Regions from separate parts of the Homo sapiens genome. Here regions 1, 2, 3, 4 and 6 are each linked to region 5. A link is a loop called in an ENCODE intact Hi-C map of the cell type or tissue named here. Cell type or tissue: CD14-positive monocyte. All regions are shown on one strand. Region 1 overlaps VAV3 (vav guanine nucleotide exchange factor 3). Region 2 overlaps VAV3 (vav guanine nucleotide exchange factor 3). Region 3 overlaps VAV3 (vav guanine nucleotide exchange factor 3). Region 4 has its middle 44 kb from the start of LINC02785. Region 5 has its middle 15 kb from the start of LINC02785. Region 6 has its middle 61 kb from the start of LINC02785.

What was found. Peaks named below come from ENCODE experiments on the same cell type or tissue, not always from the same donor. Only the 100,000 strongest peaks of a DNase experiment are listed, where the experiment ranks them.
Region 1: it touches region 5 in a loop (3-fold over the local background); 4 of 110 quality-filtered maps call a loop at or near these places.
Region 2: a loop joins it to region 5, with 2.9 times the contacts of the local background. A loop is called at or near these places in 8 of 110 quality-filtered maps.
Region 3: it touches region 5 in a loop (2.3-fold over the local background); 3 of 110 quality-filtered maps call a loop at or near these places.
Region 4: it touches region 5 in a loop (1.8-fold over the local background); 9 of 110 quality-filtered maps call a loop at or near these places.
Region 6: a loop joins it to region 5, with 2.4 times the contacts of the local background. A loop is called at or near these places in 14 of 110 quality-filtered maps.

Annotation. Positions count from the first base shown.
Region 1 is chr1:107,934,437-107,938,436 of GRCh38, reverse strand. All of the region lies in intron 1 of VAV3 (vav guanine nucleotide exchange factor 3), which reads left to right. Among named protein-coding and RNA genes, the nearest start is that of VAV3-AS1, 28 kb to the left of the region's middle. RefSeq lists an enhancer at 1,625-2,161. In CD14-positive monocyte, no CTCF peak of the experiment used is centred here; DNase peaks (open chromatin) are centred at 1,106, 1,436, 1,796 and 2,786; H3K4me3 peaks cover 1,379 bases; H3K27ac peaks cover 4,000 bases.
Region 2 is chr1:107,780,381-107,784,380 of GRCh38, reverse strand. The region is part of intron 2 of VAV3 (vav guanine nucleotide exchange factor 3); the gene reads left to right. Among named protein-coding and RNA genes, the nearest start is that of MIR7852, 110 kb to the left of the region's middle. In CD14-positive monocyte, CTCF peaks have their summits at 1,780 and 1,981 (motif pointing left); a DNase peak (open chromatin) is centred at 1,990.
Region 3 is chr1:107,875,160-107,879,159 of GRCh38, reverse strand. The region is part of intron 1 of VAV3 (vav guanine nucleotide exchange factor 3); the gene reads left to right. Among named protein-coding and RNA genes, the nearest start is that of MIR7852, 20 kb to the left of the region's middle. In CD14-positive monocyte, no CTCF peak of the experiment used is centred here; DNase peaks (open chromatin) are centred at 1,219 and 1,809; H3K4me3 peaks cover 2,195 bases; H3K27ac peaks cover 2,820 bases.
Region 4 is chr1:108,106,252-108,110,251 of GRCh38, reverse strand. No RefSeq gene overlaps it. Among named protein-coding and RNA genes, the nearest start is that of LINC02785, 44 kb to the right of the region's middle. RefSeq lists an enhancer at 1,794-2,993. In CD14-positive monocyte, no CTCF peak of the experiment used is centred here; a DNase peak (open chromatin) is centred at 2,421.
Region 5 is chr1:108,047,934-108,051,933 of GRCh38, reverse strand. No RefSeq gene overlaps it. Among named protein-coding and RNA genes, the nearest start is that of LINC02785, 15 kb to the left of the region's middle. In CD14-positive monocyte, CTCF peaks have their summits at 1,994 and 2,201; DNase peaks (open chromatin) are centred at 1,603, 2,413 and 3,443; H3K4me3 peaks cover 2,951 bases; H3K27ac peaks cover 3,766 bases.
Region 6 is chr1:108,123,508-108,127,507 of GRCh38, reverse strand. No RefSeq gene overlaps it. Among named protein-coding and RNA genes, the nearest start is that of LINC02785, 61 kb to the right of the region's middle. RefSeq lists a silencer at 1,639-1,778. In CD14-positive monocyte, CTCF peaks have their summits at 1,591 and 1,791 (motif pointing right); a DNase peak (open chromatin) is centred at 1,797.

The sequences.
Region 1 (4,000 bases), 110 kb after region 5:
TTCCCTAGCCCCCCAAAAAACCCACCCCTGTGGTCCTGATAGTTTCCTCCCTTGAGAATCTAGATCCCTAAGACACTCCTGCCTCTCGCCTTCTTGGTCCCATCTGGCGGCTCCTTCCTCCTCAGCTTTCCTTGAGTTTAGGGCTGGCCCTTGACCTTAGTGCCTGAAGGATAGAAGGTGGGGACATTTCTCGAAGTTGGTTAGCCTGTTTTCTGGCTCGGGGATCGCCTCCTCTTCTGTAGGGTAATTGTTTCCCATTTTCATTCTTACCCTTCCCACCACCTGTTTATATATGAAGGGTCAAGAATACCTATAGCCCTGAGTCCATCCTCCCTGGCTCCCCAAGAAGGTTAGGCTTGATTCCATGCCAGGCATGTTGAGAAGACTGCAGACATGCTCTGTGTGACAGAGTGCATTTTATGATGCTTCAAAGCAAGGAGGCAAAGATAAAATGATTTCATTTTTCTATTTTCAGCTTTTTTGAGTTGAGGGTTGCTGGCCTATGAACTTGATCACAAGAGCCTTATTTATTTGGAAAAATGTATTCTAAATTCTAAGGACTAGACATGTTAGTGTACTACATTCTAAAATTTTTCTTAAATTGGGGCCTACCTATAGTGTATAGATATTAATGCAGTCATTATATTGTGTTAATAATTGGGACTACAAGCCTTAACCAGAGTCTTAGAATTTTATGAATTTTAATTTATAATTTTATTTTAAGGGTGCCACTAGAAACCTTGTGATTAACTTTAAGGGCTTTTTGGCTGTAATGACTGTAATTAGGATAATTATGCATACTTTCTTTAGCATTGTGTCAACATGATAGTGAGGGCATAAACAGCCAAGAAGCAGTTATAGGTATTCCCTGCTCATTTTGCATTCATCACACATTCATTGAATGTTTTGTACTTATCTCAAATAGTAGAGGATACCAATGGTGTAAGTTTAAGAATTACATGGTTCTTGTCCTCCAGAAACCATGGAGTCCAGCAGGAAGGAAATGACATACTGGTATTTGGCAGGCAGAGATGGAAGTTTGGTTTGAAGAAAACCTTTTGTGCTGATGTTACAGCTGCTGCAGTCACTAGCCACATTCATTGTGCAAAGGCTGGAGGATTCCACAGTCAGCATGGAAGGGACCAATTAGTCATGCGTGGGTTTCATCCTTGCCTCTATAAGAAGTAACATCTCAATAGTCATGGTGGTGTTTTGAATTTAAATAATCACACATTATTTCTTGGTATGTTTTTCAGATCGCCAAATATTGTGGTTTTGTGTCACATGTGCATTATTTGTTAAAACAGGATTATGGTGTGAATGATGGAGCTGTTTTTTTGGGGTGGCGGTGGAGGGTGTTATGTTTAGACTGTCACTCTTGCTAGGCATCCTTTGCCTGACTGTGTGTAAGGTGTGGCAATCTCAGTAGTCACATTGGCCCTCCCATTTCCCGTAGTCTTTGGAAATCTGACCGGCAGCATTGAGAAGTAAGTAAAAGGGGTGCCCTCTCAGATGTCCCTTCCTTTTAAGGAATGATGTGTATCAAATCACAAGATCGGTCGGGGAAGGAGCAGCGTGACACAGGTGTATCTTTTCTGTGGTTTGCGATGAGGCATAAGTGCATAAATTCCAACCAGGAAAGGAAGTGCAGGGAATTCTACTCTCAGGACATCCTTATGGTCCTGACAACTTCTTTGGCAATGTCAGCAGCCCTTGGCATTTTGTCATGCATTCTTCTCCAACTTGAAATTCAGGCTTAGTGCATGCAGTATGCCACAGTCAGGCTTGTGGCTACTCCAGGAGGGGAGCTGTGACTCATTCTTGAGTCACTTGGCCAGCTTTGGTTTCAATTAAGCAAATGAATGAAAACAATTAAAAACAGAAGTTGCCGACTAAGGCTAATAAAAGGGCAGCAGTAATTTTTGTCTACTGTCACTGTTGTTTCTCTAGATTGTCATATCTTTAAAAACTCGGTAAGACAAATCTGTTAGTGTTTGATTTTAGATTTCTTGTTTATAATCTAAAAATCAGACCCAGAATCTGATTTACCTTTTTGGTTCTAATCTAGTTATATTGTAATTCTAACACTATGCACAACTAATTTATATATTAAATATAGAATTTTTCATTGGCTAAATGCACTTTCCTCAAATTTGTAAGAGGTTTTCCACTATTCAAAAGTGTTACATGTTGCATTAAGTCATTGTTGATTATTCAAATTATTTTCAGATTTATTTTCCAAGTACTAAAAAAAATTGTGGGTGTATTTTCAGGATGTTTTATCTATCAATTCATATTTTTGAGCCCCTCCTCTCCCTTCTCAATTCACATTTTAAAAATTATTAGTTCATCAAATCTAGGAACTGTAATAATGTCCTACGTTTACTTTTCTCCCCAAATCATAAAATTTCAGTAAAGTTTCCAAAAGGGGCATAAATGTGTCCTCATCTCTCACACACTGAAAAGCAAAATTCTTCAACTGATGGGGTATTTTCACCTCTTTGATGTCTGTGTGCCTCTGTCATCGGTGTAGTTCAGAGCCTTATCTCCCTTCCATTAGACCATCACCTGATATACCATGGTTTCTTTCATCTCCTTGTCATTGTAATAGGAACACCTTTCCCTTTGCTGGTTAACTCCTATTTCTCTGCAAAATACAGCATAGGTAATGGCCTTGGTTGGCCTGTCTGTTTTTGGTGCCTCTCCTGTGTGCCTCCCTAGCACTTCCCCTTTGTCATGGTGCACACCACTGCACCCTATTGTCCCTTTGCCTCTGCCTACCTTGCTGTGAACTTATTCAGGTCACGGATGGTTTCTTACTCATTTCTGTAACTGCAATGAGTAAGTGAGTGAATGAAATGTTCATCCTCATTCTGATGGGGAAACTTATTTCTAATTTTAGGGACTGAGGACCAAATTTGTGTATTTGTCAGACCTGGCTTTTCATTTTCTCCAACCACTGAACATTTCAGTGCTCGTAACACTGTAGGAGAGAGTAGACCCTGTGGTCTCTGTGCAGTAGGTGCTGCTGCTCCTTTCTTCCTGGAGAATTATATATTTACTTCTTTGATATACCTTATCACTGTGAATTTTATTTGCTGACTGGCAGTGTAAACTCTGGCTTTCTAGAGGTTTATCTTAGGAAGAACTCAATATTTATTCACTTGAATGAAATCAAATAACATTTGGCTTAATTGCTTTAAAATGAAGGAATAATTAGAAGCAACTGCTTTGCTTTGGAGAACTGTAGGAAACTGTAATCTTACAGCTGTAATTGCCCCCAAATGGAGAAGACCTTAGGAATTTATGTTGAAAGTAGAACACTGCCAATTGTTCTCATTGGCAAATTGGCTGATATGAATGTTTGCCAACCGGAAACTTGCCCCATCAGTTCGCGTAATCTGTGGGAGGTGAATATATTTTATGAAGAAAAGTGATAGAGGGAAATTAGAGGCTATTGTTACTAGTGTGTGATGGGTTCATGTACTACCAACTCTTCTCCTCAAAGCTGCAGATAGCCTGGTCGTGCAAGAATTTGTTTCTTGTAGCACGTCTCCTCTCATTTGCCTCGCTGTGCCGCTATATTTTGTTTAGCATGTGCTTTTCTCTTAATAACAACACAGTGATTCACAAAATTCCCCAGAGTGTGTGTTCAGTCTGAAATTTTCTGAATGTGATATTTGAAAATGCTAAATACAGCATATAATTAAAATTTCAGTGGTTAAGTTTTCATCATAACTTATTTTTGGAACTAAGAGTTTCCTTTTCGAGACTTTTGATGTGTAAGAAGGGTACAGTTTTTAACAGAGCTACCTGTGTTTGTTAGAACTATACTTTTTTGGTTAGAACTATACTTTTCATAGGAGCCGTTCCTCCTGGAGACACATCTTTGTCTGAAATATTTAGGAATTCTTAAGTAATTGTTGCTAATACTCATCTTAGTTAAATGGCTTAAAAAACAATTCCACATATGAAGGATGCACACACACATACACATAGC
Region 2 (4,000 bases), 270 kb after region 5:
TAAATCATTGCTGTTTATATACACTGAAATGTTACACAGCACTAAAATGAATAAAGTAGATGTATACATATGACATGACTCTGCTTTATTGTTAATGACAAAAGCATGCTGTAGAAAAATCTGTATAATAGGAATACATTACTTAATAAAGCAAAGGAAAAAAGAAAAACTCTGCCAGAGTCATACCAGATTTTTAGCTATGGTCCCATTTAGGCAGAAGAGAGAGGAGAGGTGTGAAGGGCATCTTTTATGTATTACTGTATTATTTCAGCCTGACAAAGTAAACATGTATTCTTTTGAAATATATATATATATATATTTGAGATAGGGTCTTGCTCTGTCACCCAGGCTGGAGTGCAGTGGCACTATCTCAGCTCACTGCAAGCCCCACCTCCCAGGTTCACACCATTCTCCTGCCTCAGCCTCCCAAGTAGCTGGGACTACAGGTGCCCGCCACCATGCCTGGCTAATTTTTTTTTTTTTTTTTTGTATTTTTAGTAGAGATAGGGTTTCACTGTGTTGGCCAGGATGGTCTCGATCTCCTGATCTCGTGATCTGCCCGCCTCAGCCTCCCAAAGTGCTGGGATTACAGGCGTGAGCCACCAGGCCTGGCCTGAAATATTTTTAAAAGCCAATAAATTTTCATTTTAAATGAGGTGATAGATGCTACGGTGGAGTTATGTCCGGGGTCCTATGGGGACACAAAGGGGACACAGACCATGGGCCAGAGAAGGCTCCGTGGAGGAGTGGGTGGCCTCACTGGGTTCAGGATGGTACATGTCCACCATGTAGAAGACACAGAGAGAACAAGGGCTTCTTGCTTGGAAGCATCCTGGAGGCTTTTCTGGTAGGCGGCCTTGGGGCTGTCCACCTCCAGAGCCTTAACAGCTAGCCCAGGTCATCCTGGGTTCTTCTTCCCTTAGCCCTCACAGAGCATCAGCTACTATTCCTGAACACTCCTCCCATTTCCACTACTTTCCTGTCTACTGCAGCCATCTTGGTTCCAGTGCCTCACCTCTCACTTGGGTGGTTGAGACAGCCCCCTCAGTTGGTCTCCTGGCCCCTTCTCTGTTCCCTATGTCCTCTACCCCAGTCTGCCCTTCACTTTGCTTTAAAAAGGCAGTTTTGACCCTGTGATTGTCCTTTCCACACTTTCTCAATGGTCCTTCCTAGCTTCTGGAATATAAGCCACCCTTCTAAAGCAGATTTGCAGAACCCTTTGTCTACCTTTCCCACCTGCCTCACAAAGTAGCTCTTATTTATGCTATCCAGGATGATTTTCATTTCTTTACAGATGCCACTCTTCTTACTCACCAAAGGATAGACAAAGGGAAAGAAAGAAAATTCATGACATGGATTTACTCTAGTTGATTGTTGGCCTATTGACCTGCAGGTATTGTTACTAGCTATGTCTGTTTCTGGGAGTTAATGTATCTCAGAATTTCCTATTATTTTGTGGTAACAAGTTAGAAATTAATATATTGCAGGAAAACAGTCTTCTTAGTGTCCTTGGAGATGTTTTCTTTTGTAAAAATTCTTGAATGGATGTTTCCAGTGGCAGGTCAGAATCCCCACAAAGAGGATTTAAGAATCTGGCATTAGTTTGTATACTTGTCTATTCCAAATCCGGATACGCTTCGCCTTTATAGAATACACATTGTTCTAAAAACACCGCATTGACTAAACAGTCTTTATTTGCTTTGGCTAAACTTAGAGTTAACGGATGGACTCAGTGTACAATAGCATAGACACAAAACTGAGTGCCAGTTCTCACTCACTTTGGGATACACTGCATGCTGTCTTTCCATTCCTCCTCATTTGCTGCATTTGTATATTTGTTATTTTTCTGTTAGTGAATAGTAATAAATAACTCCTGTTAAGCAGAAAATAGGAGTTGGTCTCAGCTTGTTGATTTTCAGAAATGTTTGTCCTTATAAAACACATTCAATTCAGGACTAAACTAATAGACTATCATCTGGCTCCCTCTGGTGGACACTCATGAAAAAAATCAAGCTATAGTTTTCTGAAAGAGGCGGTGTGTAGGGGAGGGGTTGTCATTTTTCTGGTTTTTGGTGGGGGAAAAGGAATAGAAAATGCATTCTGATTTTGTAGATACATCATAGTTATTATAGAAAATATCCTCAAGGAGTAAAATGCATTGCTATATAAAATACATAATAGAATAGCAATAATAAAAGACATAACCGTAGTACTGCTATTGCTATTTTTCTTGTTATTAAGTAGTGATATATGCTGGGACCACAGTGTAAAGTAGAATCAGAGGCAGATTTCACCCCATAGCTTTCTAACAGTGATATATTAGGATAAGATGCATGCTAAAGTAAAGCAATGTAGTTAATTCAAGGGTCTGGATACTGTACTGATTATTCCAGAACCTCCCCAAAGTTAGACTTTTCGCTTAATAGTGAATAATTTTGGTATTTTAGCAAGTGACTATTTTTATTTTGAATTAGTTATTTTTGATAAATTTATTAGTATTTGTTCATTCTTGATCTTCTGAGTTTACAAACTCACTGACAATGTTTTATCTTTATTATGGGGAATTAATCAATATCAAGTTTTATCTGATTGGTTGTATATGTTTTGACATTAGATGTTCGACATAGTTGACCAGGAAGAAATTGCATGAAGGGTTTCAATTGTATTTTCTTTTCTTTTTCTAGTCTCACAGCAGGGGGCTACGGTTAGAATATACAATTTTGGGGTCAGTAAATTAGCTCATCTAGTCACCATGTCCTTTGCTTCTTTCTAACCCTTTAGAACTATCCTAAAGAGTTTTGCTCCCTTCTCTTTTGTTTATGTAACAAATTTTCTTAATTTTTTAAAAATTAACAAATAAAAATTATATGTATTGATCTGTGCAACATGTTGGTTTGAAATATGTATACATTGTGGAATGGTTAACTGGAGCTAATTAACATATGTATTGCATCACATCTTTTTTATTTTATTGTGGTGAGAACGCTTAAAATGTAACCTTTTTGCAGTTTTCAAGAATGTAATACATTGTCGTCATCTATATGTAATTCAATTAAATGTTATCTTTGTATAATAACTTTATTTTACATGATAATAAAAATTCACATTTACTGAGTTAAGCATATGATAGGCATGATCTCATTTAATTCTTTTAGTAACTCCATGAAGCAGTTAGCTATTATCTGCATTTTACAGAGGCTAGTAAAGGTGAGCATAGCTGAAAACTTGTGAGTCAGGGCTCCAGGTATTCTTACTCCAAAGCCAGGAGTTTCTAACTACAACCATATATATATATGGTACCAGTTCCTGAAGTGGGTGAGATATAAGTGTATGTGTGGCTGGTACTCTCATGAACCTTCTACAGAGTACTGGAGAGACTTCATTTTTATGTTCCTGTCTCTGAAGTAAGGAATTAGATTACCTTAATTTAGAAACAGATTTTTGCCTTTTCTCGCTTTTTACTATCATTCTGAATAAGCCTCATGTAGAACCTCTTTAAGTTGTGTTTGTTAAAATTTTGAGAGTTAGGATGCATTATATCTATTATCATAAAAATAAACTTTATGGCCGGGCACAGTGGTTCACACCTGTAATCCCAGCACTTTGGGAGGCCAAGGCAGGTGGGTCACTTGAGGCCAGGAGTCCGAGACCAGCCTGGCCGACATAGCGAAACTGCATCTCTACTAAAAATACAAACATTAGCCAGGCATGGTGGTGTGTGCCTGTAATCCCAGCTACTTGAGAGGCTGAGGCATGACAATCACTTGAACCTGGGAGGCAGAGGTTGTAGTGAGCCAAGATCGCACCACTGTACTCCAGCCTGCACAACAGAGTGAGACTCTGTCTCAAAAAAGAAACAAACAAGAATAGACTTTATGAGAAAAATACATTTTAGATAAATGGCTTTCTCACTAAGTCTTCGAAAGAGACAATCTTAGGACAAAAGATTGAAGGAAGGGTAAAGTTGCTAGCAGAGTATATTTAACATTTAGATTTAAGT
Region 3 (4,000 bases), 170 kb after region 5:
ACAACTTGATATAAGAAAGCAATGAAACAAATATTATTGTAATTATTAATTATGTTGAAAGGAAACATGAACCAATTTGAAGGGACTCCCAGTGGCCAAACGTGGGACAATATGAGCATTAAAAAAATAATGATGGCAATTGATTATTACAAAAATAGAAAAAAAGGGAGGTCAGGGGAAGCTTTTTTTCTGTTTTTTGACAAAAGAATACTAGCGTGTAAGTAAGAAAAGAATGATAGAGTTAGAAAAATCACTATTTTAAAGTCTCATATGGAATAATTAAAGCAAGGATGATCAAGGAATACTAATCCCATTGTGAAAAATTATTGGGAAATAGGACAGCCACATGGTACCACATCTTCACCCCTGGGTTACTTACTGCTATAAAGGGGGGACATGTACCTTTACAGTAGAGAGATGTGGCAGTAACCATCTTAACTAAATGATTGAGTTTAGCCTCAGTAATGATGGGACACCCTAACATTTTGTGTCTTCTGATGTGATGAAATATGAAGTTCACAGTATGAAGTACTTTTATCAGAACTGTTTAATTTGAATCTAGATTTAGCTTTCAGTTCACAGGAAATACAAGTGAAAGAATAATAGGTTTAATGATACCATGAAGAAACAACCAAACAAATGCAGAATTTAGGACATTTTGTAAGACAACCAGCCTGGACTCTTCAAAAAGTCAATGTCATTAAAGAAGAATAAAGGCAAAAGTATTTTTAGATTAAAAGATACTGACTAAAAGATAAAACTGCCAAATGCAGTGGGTAAAACATGACTGGATCCTAGTACTAAAAGTGGGCAATTGAGGAAATTTGAATATGGAATGGATATTAGATAATATGAAATTATTGTTAATTTTCTTAGATATAATGGTATTGTTGATCTGTAGGAAAAATGTCCTTATTCCTGGGAGTTGCAGGTAGAGTCAGAGTATTTAGGAGTCAAGTGTTATCTGTAATTCATTTTCAAATAGCTGAACATAATACATTTATAAATATATAAAGGGTATAGGTGCAAAAGCATATATGGCACTATGTTGCAATTGTTGCATGTAGATGGAATGTTCATTGTATTCTTTCAACTTTTGTTCTGAAATTCAAAAAAATAAAATAAATAAACTGGAAAAAAAATCAGTTTGGTAAAAGCAAAGCAAAAGTCCTGGAGTGGACTGCTGGCAGGCTGGCAGCCTCACTTCCTCTATTCCTCAGCTCTGTTCCTATATGTGCACAGAGCCACACACTTGTGAGCATTGAGTGAAGTGTGAGCCTAGTGAATAACACTAGGCTCGCACTAGACTCAGCACTAATTTAGTCAAATTTTGGAGCAGTGGGAAAATCTCCTGATAAATTTAACAGAGAAGCTTGAGGAAGAGCTTTGTCTTGTTCATTTTTAACATTTCCAGTATGTGTAATGTTGTAGGAATTCAAAAACTGAAAAATACATAAATAAAGGGGTGACCAAATTTGAGGATTGCCTGGAAAAGTGAGAGTATATAAGTGACTTTCAAATTCAGTAAATATTTGTGGAATTTAGTAGATCTGAACTAGTTAAGGGACAAGTAAGTTTAAGATGAATTCCAGAAGTAAGGGGAAGGCCTCTTTTTAAATCTTCTGTGCATGCAATATTTCATATTGTTTTAACTTTTAGTAATAATACTTGCTTTTCTGAATTAGTGATCAAAGCACTTTATGGAAGTCTTCTGCAGCTTTCCCTACAGGTGGGGAAAGTTTGAGTTTGGTGGGAAATCTTCAGAGCGTGGTGTGTGCAATTATGCTTTGTTCCTTGGTGAGCTATGAGTCAGGCACTTAATTATGTAAACGATATTGCAAGAGAGCAGTTGCATAATCCCCAAGAGAGTAATTATTATCTGTCTTGGTAGAATACAAGGCTTTTAATCTGTAAATAAGCAATTCTATGTGGAAGAGCTACATGCAGAGTGATTCTGTGTCTTAAAGGTCTCTTATGAATTTTTTAAAGTGAAAGCAGTAACTGCATGTGCTGATTACCTGCTGCCTTTGTGTTTCAAAGGGTTTATGATGCTTCCCTTGTGGTTTTAATCCCTCCTGAAATATTTAAGCCTCTGAGAATGATTCCCGTGAAGGGTAAAGTGTGTCTAAGTTAAGCCTATGAATAATCCAAATGTTTCAAATGTATTAATAGATGAAGTAAAAAAAGATATGCTTTCTGCAAATTAAAAAAACAAACCAAGATAAACAAAACAATGAATTAAGACATTGGCAACACTTTTAAAAAAGCAAAGATACAATAATTAGCTAATACGTTGCTCACTTTTTGATGGTTAGTAGGTTTTTTTCCATTTTTTTAAACTTTATTTTGGTATAACTTACATATAATAAAATGCATCTATTTAAAGTTTTCACATGTATATTTTTAAAAAAATATGTGCCACTGCAGTTAGGGTATGTGTGTATTTTGCTTAGGTGGATCTGAGTCTTTTAGACACTGAAAGCAAATTTTAACTTTTGTTTTTTTAAGTAGTCAGTAGTGTCTGCCTTCCCTCCTATCTCCCTGTTATAGTGTGGATGAGTTGACCATGCTCTTCTCTAAGGTCAGCTGCTGCACTTAAACACTTGATCTCTCCCCACTTCACCTAATCAGGACTACATTTGGGGAACTGTCCTTCTCTGCTTTGTTACCAGCTTTCCCCTCTCTATCAGGTTATTCCCATCAAAACAGAAACATGTCTCGACATCTTCTGCTGTTTCTTAAAACTCTTGACCATTTCTCTGTTCTCCTCTGCAGCAAAACTCAGGAGTCTATATTCTGTCTTCACTTCCTTTTCTCTCTTTGTCTCTGAAACCAACTCCAAGAGGCCTTTCATCCCACTCCTCCATATAGAGCCTGCTTTTGTCAAGGTACCCGTGACTTTCACACTGCCAGAATCCATGGGCAGTGTTGACCAATCCGTTGGTCTAAATCCTATTTGGCCGTCTGCAGCATCTGATATAGTTTTTCACTCCCTTCATCTAGAAACACATTCTTTACTTGGCTTCAGGAAAACCCTATCTCCTGGTTTTCCTACTTCCTAACTGGTCACTCTTACTAAGACTCCTTTGTGAGCTCCTCCTCTTTTCCTGATCCTTTAAAGTTTCCTGGCTCAGGTACTCTCCTCTTCTTTGCTCTATTCCACAGTCATTTCAGCCAGTGTCATGGTTAACAGTCCTCTGTACACTAAAGACTCCCATATTTCTGTCTGAAGTACACACCTATCCCCTGGACTCCACACTTATTGGATGACTAATAGGCCTCTCAGATTTAACACAGTCAAAAAGTGACCACACTCTGGTCTTCCCACAGTTGTCTCTCACCTGGGTTATTGCAAGAGCCTTATGTCTGGTTTTCCTGCCTCCACCCTAGCTCCGGCCCCTTTCACTCTATATTCAGCACAACAGGCCAAAAAGACCTTTTTAAACCATCAGATTATGTCCTCCTTTTGGCCAAGGCCTCCAATGACCTCCCATATCAGTCAGAGTAAAAACTGTCCCATAAAGATCTTCATCATCTGACCCCACTAGCTTTCCATCTTTCCTCCTTTTCCCCCCATTACTCACTCTGCCTTGCTGCACTGACCCCTTTCTCAGACACGCTCAGAGGCCTCTATGTCAGGGCCTTGGTATGGAACACTTCTTTAGTCTGGGCTGTTGTGTGCTACGGTTCTCCATGGCTTGCTCCTTTTGCACCTCAGATCTCTGCTCCACCATCCTCTTCTCTGTGAGACCTTCTCTAACCATCCTGTTTAAGTTCCCCCACCCAGCCCCACCAACTCTCCTGATCCCTCCTCCAGGTTTTATTTTTCTCTATTGCACTTACCACCATATGAAAGTAAAAATACTTGCTTATTTGTGTTTGTTGCTTTGTCTGTTTTGTCTGTCTTTTCATATTAGAATGTAAGTTTCATGAGGGTAGAAATTGCCTTGGTCACAGCTGTATCACCTGTGCCTGAGAGAGACTGCAGGCTCGGTCAGTA
Region 4 (4,000 bases), 58 kb before region 5:
GTCAGGGAGGCCTCCCTTTATTATTATTATAATAAAGCTATCTGATTCCTTTTTTTCTCAATGTTCTAAACTATTGGCCCCTGGTTATCAAAATCCCAACCTAAAATGGGATTCATTTCCAAGGAAAGAGAAATAGAATCTTTTCCTATAGGAACGTTTAAATTTGCTTAACAAATATTTATTGGTGAATACTAAGAATATTTATTGGCTCTAGGTGCTGGATATATTGTGGTGATCAAATCCAGCATTATGGAGGTAATAGTCCAGCATTTGTGTGTGTGTGTGTGTGGGTGTGGTGGTGGTGCTGGTGGTGGGGGAGGAGGGGAGTTGGTAGCGGGTGATTCCCCAATTAATTCATTACAAATGTTAAAGAATTTTACCATGGAGGAAAAGTGCTACAAGAGTCATTGTTGCTACTCAGCCAGATTAGCCTGCTCTCATATAGCCTTCCCACACCCCATTTCCCACAAGGCCTAGGGTACGCATGCAAAGTGAGTCTGAGCAATATCCTTCGTCACAAGGGAGATAGGCTAATAGTGATTCTCGGTTACAGAAATATCTTTAATGAGATATGTCAAATTGTCAAAATTAAGAGATGAGGGAACAACTGCCAAAGAAAAATTAAAAAAGAAATTGCATCAAGGAAATAATTGCTGAATAACCCCACACTGTCCTATTCTTTTAAGAATATGAACAGAAACACTGTTTTCGGTCTTTGAGAGTTTGGAGTGGGTGTTGGACTCCTCTCAGAAGTCTGGAACAGTTATTGAGCAACTCTACAACACAAGAGTGTGGAAAGAGGGACCAAAGAGCCAGGGAGAACCCCGTGTTCAAGAGTATTCTTACAATATCTCCAGTAATTAGAGATTTGTCTTGTTAACAACCTATTATTAGGGTTAAAGCTGTTAGCAATTTATTTGTTTAGGGTAAATTGCAGGTTTTGAAAGGTAATCTCTTTCCAAGTCCTGGAGAAGATAATCAGCATTGGGATAACAGGAATTTGAGTTGAGGAATTGAGGAGGTCCTATTACTATTCCATGGTATTTAGAGGAAGGACACGACTGCTTAAAGTTGTACCCCTATTAGTTGGCAGAGTTGGAATTGGAACCCAGGATGTTCTGATTGCAGAGTTGATGCTTTAGTTTTATGGAGCACGTCTGGAAAAATAGGGCTGGTGGTATGGTGCAGGGGGAGGAAGACCCAGAATCTGGTGAGAGTGGGATGGAATAATAAAGACACATTAATGTTATAAATTATTATTAGTATACAGATAGCTATAGTATATTGGGTACCTACTCTTTGCAACCTATAGGAGAAGAAAAATAATTTTCCCTCTACCTTTCTAAATTCTCAGCTGGGCCCCTGTAACAAAGGACAGATTGATAAGAGAAAAACAGCAGTTTATTAACATGTATATCACATATGTAACCCATAGGAGTACCCAGAGATGAGTAACTCAAAGGTTTGGTTAGAACTTGAGTTTTTACAAAATCTTAGCAAAAGGACAACTCATTTTTAGTGATAGACAAAGGAAAAGGATCTTGAGTCTCTAGGGGAAGCAAATTGTGGGATGGCAAATATATGGTAAACTAATAGCAGATGAAGGCTGGTTACTAAAATTTGTTGTATAGATTCCTCTGGTGCCATCCCTAGGCTGATAAAAGTTTAAATTTGCCCTCTCTGGGAGAGAGGGGAGGAGGGATACCTTTGTAAATTTATGTCCTGCTTTGTGGCAAATAGGAGGAGGGCAGAGAGCTTTTCTTGTGTCTGTTTCTTCTCAGCTGCCTTTAGCTCAAAATAATTCTTATGCCAAAGTGACATATTTTGGAGAGGCATATTTTGATCTCCTACAAGCCCATCTTATATATATCATATTATTAACCCTCTCAACAACTCTAGGAGGGCTGTATGATCCCCATTTTACAGATGGAAAAAGTAAGGCTGAGAGAAGTTGCATGAAATTCTCTTAGCCACACATCTCCAAAGTCCAGAAAGCAGCCTGATTGCCAGGCAAAGTAAGATCACCTGATTTCCTTCTTACCAGGGCCACAAATTGCTGGTGCTGTTTAGAGAGGGACATGTTCTTAGAACTAGAAGTTGCTTCAACATTGTAATTCTGTCAAAAAAAAAAAAAAAACTGCCTTGGGAAGCAGTTGAGACTCCAAAACTATAATTTTATTAGCTTATTTTCCTACTTTGAATTTGTTACATTAATATGTCGAATTAACCCAGAGCCACATGTAGAGTTTAATTTGTATGTCTTCCTTGGGGAATTCTGGGCCTATTGCAGAAATTCACTTCCACATGTAGCCCTGGACCCTGGAGGGTAAGATAGGGAGGAGTTGCAGGAGGCGCCTCAGATGGAGTCCTGTGGTCCCTGGGCTTCCTGGGAGTGGCCTAGCCTGGCTGTGCGTCAGTTCTGTGTCATCTTCTCCAGACTCTTGATTCCTCTCAGAACAGCATGGAAATCCCCAAGTCACTTAGTGCTACTCTCAAAGTCACCAGAAGACACCTCGTCCCAAAATCATTCAGGAGCATAAGCCCCTGGAAGGCTGGATGACACTGTAAGGCTGTTTTTAGAAATGTAATAACCTGTTTGCCACTTGTATGTCTTCTTTTGAGAAATGTCTATTCAAATCTTTTGCCCATTTTTTGATTGGATAATTGGATTTTTTCCTATAGAGTTATTTGAATCCCTTATATATTCTGATGGAACACATCATATACCACAAAAATATATATACCTACTATGTACCCACAAAAGTTATAAAAAATAATAATTTTTTTAAAAAATGTGGTAACCTCCTGAGCTATAATAATCTGTGCTATGGAAGCTTTTCAGGGAGACTGAGCCGGGGGCCCTGAGTCTCAGGATGGGCTCATGAGTTTTTTTTGCTGGGGGCTGCGGTGAAGGGGCTCCTAGCACTCTTGCTACTCATGCCAGAGCCTAATTTTCCTTTGTGCTCTGTTTACCACCTCCATTTCTTTTTCATGGACTCCCAAGAAAGTCCTGGTTCTCTTGCCATATTACTCAAGTCCTAGGAAGAGGATTGGGTTCACTATTTTCCCTTGGTGTATAAATATAAATTAAATGCCAAGAGTGATGCTGGGCCATACTCACAGATTTGGTAGCTTAATTAACTGTGTTTTCTGGAAATGGAATTAGGCATGCTAATAAGACCTTAAGTCAAACAAGCCAGGCTGACTGATGAAAAAGGGCTTTGCTGACAACTTCATTAAATATATATAAGGAAGTGAGTTAAGCATTTCAGCAGAAAGGAAATCCAGGAGACAGTGGGCAGGAAATAATAGGAGCACCAGCACGGCTTAGAGATAAATGAACAAGAAAAGCAGAGTTCTGAGGATGAGAATAATTGGCTTTGGCTTGGATGTATGCCATTATAGAGAATTAATGAGGCTTTGTTTATACACTCATTACAAAATATTTATGGAGCTATTTCTCCATCCAGGTGCTGTACTAGACAATGGAAAACGGGATGAAGAACAAGATCTACTGCATACCCTTTTGGTACTTCCAAGTGTAATGGACTAACATTATTGGTATTTTGTAGACAACCGTAGCTGTTTGGCAGTTTGGGCAAATTAAATTACTAATATTTTTATTTTAAAAAATCACTATTTTTGAAATATGCAGTCAAAGGTGTCTAAAACTCAAGCATACAGTTTAATAAAAAATCATAAAACAAATACCTGAATAGCTATGTCTCAGCTTAGAAACAGAATATTACTAAACTTTAGAAGGCTCCTGGGACCCCTGTCCCAGTTTAATTCATTTCCCAGCCCCCACCCAAACGTAACTCCCCTGAAATTTCTGTTAGCTATTCTCTTCCTATGGCTGTTTTCCTTTTGTATGTTTCTCTGGACAATATTTTGGAAATCTTAAAGTACGTAAGTGAATCTAAAGATCATTTTATTAACTTCATTATAATATTAACTCTTTCCGTCCAAGAATATGACAGATCTCTCCTTTGTTTAGGTC
Region 5 (4,000 bases):
ATATAAACCACTCTAGGGAGAAAAAGGGAGGGGAGAGGGTCTGCTCTCATTCTTCCTGTGCACGCATCTGACATAAGCGTCACTTGTAAGTCACTTGTGGAGCACTCGCTGCTCTTTCAGAAGCCTAGGGTACTTTGCTTCCCAAGGCAGCCATTCCTTTCCTTCTCAAATTCAATTAAATCAGCCCTAATGAGTGGCTGCACACAATGAGAGTTCTTGTTTACATAACGCAGGGAATAATAATGAGCCAACATCAATTAGGATTGTTACGGCAAATCAGAAAAATTGATTTGCCGCCTCGACAGCAGGCAGATTTCTGCTTTCAGAAACTAAGTCTCAGACTTGAACCTCAAGCTCCCTCTTGCAGAGAGAGAGGCTGTGGTCTCTGTTCATTGCTGTGAAGCAGACATTTAAGAGCAGAGTACCACTAAGTTTTTCCTTTGTTCTACTACTGGCTTGTTTCAATTTAGCCAATCATGATTCACTATTTTTCTGGCTGTTGCCACTACTGAGTTTTCTGAATAAACACAGACAACCAAATTTTAACCACATTGATAAAATACTGCTTTTTTTTTTTTAATCTGTAGGCAAAGGGCCATGGCAGTAGTCAGAGGGTTTTACATGCAGATCATGTTTATCCTTTGATCATCTGTCATTTTGTTAGAAGAAAGCATATGCCATCCTTTGCTCTGTTTTTAAAATAGATTCGGAGGAAGTGAGGAATTAATCTTAACCTTAAACACATTGAGCCCAGTATTTCCTATCCAACTGTAGAATGCACTATCTAGTTTCCTACACCTCGCCCTTGCTAAGTTTAGGTTCTTCGGGCCAGCTGTTAAGAAGGAAAAGAAGGGGGAGGGGAGCAGTGCTTTAGATGGGCAAGGCATTTCACTGACCATTATCAATCCTGGCGTATTTCCTCACTCCTCCATCCCCCATTCCCCACAGTGACAGAACCAAGCGAGACCAGAGCCAGTGACCCTTGTGATTTTTCAGACATTTGTTCCCAAAAGGGATTGGCATGAATCTCTTTCTCACTGTGTTCCACTTTGGCATTATGTGCTGTGCTATGAACACTGAAAATTAGCCCATCAACAGTGCATATCTTGACCATCTCAGTACTCTCTAGAAAAGCAAAGTCTCACCTTACTTTTTAAGTGTTGTTGCCACGAAAGGAAGCTGGGTATCATCCACTCACCTCCTCCCCACAGCAGGTAGAGCAGCAGGATGCAGGAGCAGCAGCATTTGGAGAATTTGTCTTTTAAGATTCTTCTTCATTAGATTAACACTACTCACATGACTGATTTGCAGACAATCCAGTCAACATTCTTCAACTTTTAAGGACAATTAAACATTAGCTATTGTAGATGGTGGACACTTAGAGGCTATGTGTCTTCGTCTTGACACGCTCAGTGCTGAACACCCTGACCTGGCTCATGAGGACGGTTCAATAAATGCTTCTTGAATTGAACTTGTGTTAGTATCTAAGTCCCCCTTCCCAGTGCATTTCAGTGGAGGGGTTGCTCTTGCCCTGTTTTTTTTCACCCTCTTCAGCCTGCTGCCTACTCATTTCCTATGCCTATTGCCTGGACACCGCCCTTCCTCTGCCAGAGCAGGCTTCTGCTTTCCACATAAGTACAGACAGAATCAGAGCACACTTGGCAATATCTGCATGCTGCTGGGTCCCACGACACAGAGACATGGTGAAGCCTAGTGACAATGAAATGAACAGTGTAAAGGAAGACTAACTAGGGAAAACATGTATCCAATGAAATCAACATTTACATTTTCCCTTTTTAATAAAAATTTTAAAACAAAAGGTAGGAGAGATTAATACAATGAACACTCATGTACCCATCATCCAGCTTCAACAACCATCAACATTTTTGCTAATTTGTTTTATTTATGAACTCTTCCAATTCTGTGTGTGTGTGTGAGAGAGAGAGAAACCAGTGAGACTTTGCCTTTACAGTGTCCTATATATTCCCCTATATTTAAGCAAAAATAAAATTTCATAAGGAAAAACGTTATTGTTGAGTCTTTTGTTGTGATGCCCTATTTTTAGGTCCTGGGACTACAGGTTCCAGAATGTTTCAATTAAATGCTAGTAATGCTGAAAACAGCCTTTTCCAAGGCCTCCTGTCCCCTGCATCAGTGGAGTTCAGCCACTTCCTTCTGTTTGATAGAATTCTTAGACGTGTCCCTGGTGGCTGCTGGTGGAACTCCTGCTGCTTTGTTGGTCTGCCTGCTGCTGGCACCCACACGCTGCAAGTACAAGCTTCCTTTGGTCATTTGAGACTATTGGAGCTCAAATTTTTCTTAATTGCTGTATTTTCAATGAATGTCCTTTTGTCGCAGTGCAATGACCCATTTTTTTTCAACCACAGAGCTGATGGAGCTGGGCTGCCAAGTCACATCGGGGAATGACTCAGAGAAGGGAGTAGTGGGCAGCAGCCCGCACACACTATAACTTGGGCAGTGCTCATTTTTATGGAGCACTTTCATTTGATTTTGTTCTGTTACTGATGCCATTGAGAAAGATGAGGTGATATCATCTGTTTTGATTTACATGCTCATAAAATAATGAAAAATAAAATGAAGTCCAGAAAATTACCAAACCATCTCATGAAAATTACTCCTTGACCAAATGCCATTCCATGATTCCCATGATTAAGCAACGGAATTTGAATGAATCAGAAGAGAATAAGCCTTGTTTTCATTATATACATGGGGGCATGTTTGCCCCCAGGTCCTTCCCTTGTCCTTCTTTGCAGGCTGTATTTCCCTCACTTCTCTGCCACTTAGCTTCCTGTTGGGTTCAGCTAGTGGCAAGATTGAAGTACAGGAGGAAGGGGTGAGCCGGATGGATCCATTTCCTATTGTTGCTGTACCAAATTACCACAAACTTAATGGCTTAAACAACACAAATGTATTATCTTATAGTTTTGGCAGTCAGAAATCTGAAATAAGTCCTATGAGACTAAGAGTGTCAGCAGAGCTGCATTCCTTCTGGAGGCTCTAGGGCAGAACCCATTTCCTTTCCTTGTCCAACACCTAGGGGCTGTCTGCATTCCTTGGCTTGTGACCACATCACTCTAACTTCTGCACATTGTCTTCTCTAATTCTGACCCTCCTTCCTCCCCTCTTATAAGGACACTTGTGATTACATTGGTCCTACCCCAAAAATGTGGGATAAGCTCCCCATCAGAAGAGCCTTAACCTAATCACATCTGAAAAGCCCCTTTTGCCGTGTAAGATAACATATTCACAGGTGCCAGAGATTAGAATGTGGACGTCTTGAGGGGGAGATTATCCTCCTTACCACACCAGGTATTTCTCCTCCTCCATGTTCAATGTCACCTGGGCCCTTGGTCTCTGGTAAGTCTCCTCCTTTCTTGTGCTTATAGCCTAGGGGTGGCAGTGGCTTCCTACTATTGCCAACCTCTGGGTTGCCTCACTGTTCCCAGTTGGCTAATCTGCTTCTTTTGTCACCCGTGTAACAAATTCCCTGCATCACATTTCCTTTGTTTGAAAGGCTGAAAGTTTTCTGCTTTCCTGGTTTGGCTCTGATGAGATGAAGTGAGGTGATGATGCCGGGGTACTGGTGGTCTCCACTGGAGATTGGGGAGGGGAACACATGTGGCACCTCAGACTGTTGGGAAGTTATGTCAGGATTAACAGAGGCCCAGCCCTCCCTTTGACAAGAGCTCTTTCCCTCTCTTGCCCTCTCAGGCCAGGATGTACAAGCAAGGCAGAGCTGTCAGAAGGAGGGCTAAGGGTGAACCATCTGAGGTACACCACGACTCGAATTTAGACCTGTTCAGCATCTTAATGCAGGTAGAAATAATTCTCTCACTGAAGATTCTGTACAATGCTAAAAGACAATTAAAGAGAACCTGGCAAAAGCTTTTGTGGGAAGAGGCTTGACTTCCCAATGGAATACTTGAATTTAAGTTCTTCCATTTACCCTCTGCATGGTCTTGAACAAATCGTCTAGTCC
Region 6 (4,000 bases), 76 kb before region 5:
AGAGGTCAAGGAAAAACACTAATGTGAAACAAGGGCAAAAGGTGCAAGAAAATTAAAAGGCAGTTAATAACTTCAGGAAAAATTAAAAAGCTCTAATATAAACGAAATGTGGCTGGGTGTGGCGGCTCATGCCTATATAATCCCAGCACTTTGAGAAGCTGAAGTGGGCAGATCGCTTGAGGCTAGGAGTTTGAGACCAGCCTTGGTAACGTAGCAAAACCCCATCTGTACGAAAAATATAAAAATTAGCTGGGCATGGTGGCCTGTGCTTGTAGTCCCAGCTATTGAGGGGAGAGCAGCTAAGGTGGGAGGATTGCTTGAGCCTGGGAGGTCAGGCTGCAGTGAGCTGTGATTGTGCCACTGCACTCCAGCCTGGGCAACAGAGCGAGACCCTGTCTCAAAAAAAAAAAAAAAGAAATGTAATTATAGTGAACACTAGCTCGGCAGTGAAAAATACTGCAAAGTCACATCATCAATGTGCTTTCAAAATCAAACTGTAGGCCTAAATATAGCTATAGAAGAATGTAAACAAGGAAGCAAATGTAATCAGAAGCTGAGCAGTAGGAGAGAGGAGGTGGGGTGAAAAGGGAAGGATGAGGAAGGTGGGGGTGTGCAAGGCTCTTGCTTACCTGGGTACCCGACAGGTGAGATGGCTGTAGCAGACACTGGCAGTTCCCTGCCCACACACCTGGCCCTGACCACGGCTGCACAAGGCAGCTCTGTGTGCAATTGCCAGCATCTGCTTTGGTGTTGCTCTTGGTGCTGGAGCTTACTTGCTGCCCATGTGACAGGAGCAGCTCTAAACCAGTGGTCGTGAGCTCTGTTTCGCACTGGCTCCCATTTCTACACTGGGTCTGGTGCAGGTGCCTATGGTGGCAGCTGGTGTGATGATTTGCCCTTTACTGATGGCCTTCTCCTCATCTTACTTTCCCATCCTGTCCTTGAATCATCCATTTCAGGATCTGCCTCTGAAAGAACCCAAACTAAGGCAGTCAATCCACCACAGACAGACAAGGAAATAGAAGCAGAGCGTTTTATTTAGAGATTATGGAGGAAAATACGAAAAGAAGCAACTAACAGAACTGCAGGTCATTACCTCTAGGGACCAAGACTAGAGGTGGGAAGGGGCGGAAGAGGAGACCATGCTTTTAAATATATGCATGGCATGTGCTACTTTAATATAATTAAAAACAATCACTTAAAGCAAATTGGAACAGTGTAACAAATGAAATCAAATGAAATCAAAAGGAGAGAGCACAAATATATCTGAGTAACTTGGTCTGTCCCCCAGCCCCCTTAATGTTGTTACCTGAATATGTCAATTGTTGTCAAAAGACAAGCATAAACTGAAATCGATTATTGTATGGATCTGAACCGATGGAAAATATTCTCTGTACAGCAATTTTAAAAGTATAATGGTAATCACTGTGTTAGGGATTAAGTATACTTCCCACCCTGTGTTTTTGCCATTGTATAGGAAAAATCATGCAGAATACATTGATAATCACTGTAGAAATGAGATGAGATTTATTAACTAAAACACTTAGCACTTCACCTGGCACTACTTTATGAAGAAGCACTTTGTATAGGGCACTATGTGTAGTTTATATATATAAAGAAACATTTGTGTATTGGGTTTGAATGTTACTTGTTGTTGTTGAATATTCTTCTGCTAGTCCACCCTGTCCCTGATGGAAGCTATGCCCCCGGATCAGAAACGCTTGATGCTCAAGCGGTCCTGGGAAACCACTATTGCAAGTAACTGTCAGTGCCCTCTACTTTCCACTAGATGGCAGACTTCCCCCAGCTCTGTGGACGGCAGATACCCAGGAGAGGAGGACAGAGCTTCAGATCTTTGCTTTCTCCCTTTCCCTTGACCTGGAAAATCACTGGGCTGCCTCTGAGGCCAGATTTAGATTTCCTGCACAAGCCATCATTACCTTGTTTAGAGGAGTGAAATTAGGGTCGACCTGTCCTGTCATTCCAGGACAGAAGGTGACAAATAAGGTCCTTTATGTGTAGCACTGAGGAGAAGGGCTTGTTCTTAATTTTTAAGATATTTTCCAAAAATAGAAAAATTCTGTTTTACAAGTCAAATAAGAAATGATTGAAAAACAAGTATCACTGTTCATATACAGAGTCGTAGGTAAATGTTCAGATACAAAAATTGTGACCATAGAGCATATTTTTGGATATTTGTTTTCATAGTGTGATGAATATTTTTGTTTGCTTAAAATTATTTCAGAAGTATAATCATAATTCAAGCTTGAAATACAAGAGTGGTAAAATGAGAGCAAAAATAAACAAGTAATAAAACGCACCACAAAATTTCTGACTCCATTCCCTTTTAGGGATTTCTTTTTTTACAAGAGTTATTTTTATTGATTTGTGTGACACACTGGCTGACACGTTTTAAAATAAATAAACTTTGGGTTTCAGATGAACACAGTTTGCATGCTGTCTCTCTGGAACAATACACATCAGAGGAAGAAGTTAATAGGAAAATCAGGCAACCCAAACTGTGTTTTTTAGGTTAATCAGGAATTTCCTTCAATTCTAGTAAACAGGTGGAAATAGAAATTTTGAGCTGAGAAAAGTAGGAATCAGGACGTGGAAGGGAAAAGCTGGGTTCTGCTGCGGTGATGTGGGTGACCCTTCATGATGAGCCAGCTGTCTATTCTCCCAGCTCTCTCCCGGCGGTAGGAACTGAGAAGAGGCGCCCCTCGCTGCAGGCCCTTTGATGCCTCTCCTCTCCCCTGTCCTTTCACCCCCGACTCTGTGAGTTGCTTTTAGATATCGTTCTTTACTTACCAATTGTCTCTTTCTCCCCTGCTTGTTAACGTATCATGAAAAAACTGTGACGTGATGACCCCCCATGAATGCCTCTGGAGGAAAAGTGCTAGAAAATTTAAAAAGAAAATTAAGGTGATAAAACTGGCCTCATTAATCTGTTAAACTCCTTCAACATTGCCAAAAACAGAGGTGAGCTTCTCAGCTCAGTTTCCCCAAAATTCACAGAAAAAATTACTGTGCTTGAAAAGAAAACACAGCGGGCCAGGCGCAGTGGCTCATGCCTATGACTCTAGCACTTTAGAAGGCCACGGTCAGAGAACTGCTTGAACCTAGGAGTTTGAGACCAGCCTGGGAACATAGTAAGACCTCATCTCTACAAAAAAAGGAGCAAAAATTAACCAGGTGTGGTGGTGCATGCCTGTAGTCCCAAGCTACAGGCTGGGAGGCAGAGGCAGGAGGATCACTTGAGCCCAGGAGGTAGAGGTTACAGTGAGCTGAGAGGGCATCACTGCACTGCAGCCTGGGCAACAGAGTGAGACCCCATCCCCTCCCCACAAAAAGAAAAGAAAAACACAGAGGATGTAAAATGGAGCTGAGATAGTGATATTCTGCCCAATATTTTAGGCAGTGCTGGGATTTTCTCACTAAATGATCAATATTGAAAACTAAAATATTTTATTAAAATGAGAAAAAATTATCAAAGTGAAGATTAAAATTATAAGGCTCATTCAAAGAGACGAGGGTGTACTTATATAATCTCCCAGTTTTAACTGCAAGATGTTTCATGACTTATGATGGGGTCATGTCACATCCTGATAAACCCATAGTAAGTCGAAAATAGCATAAGCCAAAAACGCATTTAATACCCCAATAAACCAATCATGAAGCTGAAAATCGTAAATCAAACCGTCACTAAGTTGGGGACTGTCTGTATTGTTTACTTTAATATTTTGGAAAGTTTTTTAGTGTGTGATACCAAAATCTACTTGACATTTAAGCACTGATTAACGCTAATGATTTTCACTGGGTCTTTTTTAAGCCCTAGCACAGCTGTTTGAAAACTTGGCTGAACATTAGAACCACCTGGGCGGGAGCTGGGGTTAGCTTTTAAAACTCTCAGGTCATATCCCAGACCAATTAAAGCAGAATCTCTGGGGTGGGACACAGGCACCAGTATTTTTAAAATTCCCCCAGGTGATTCCAACTG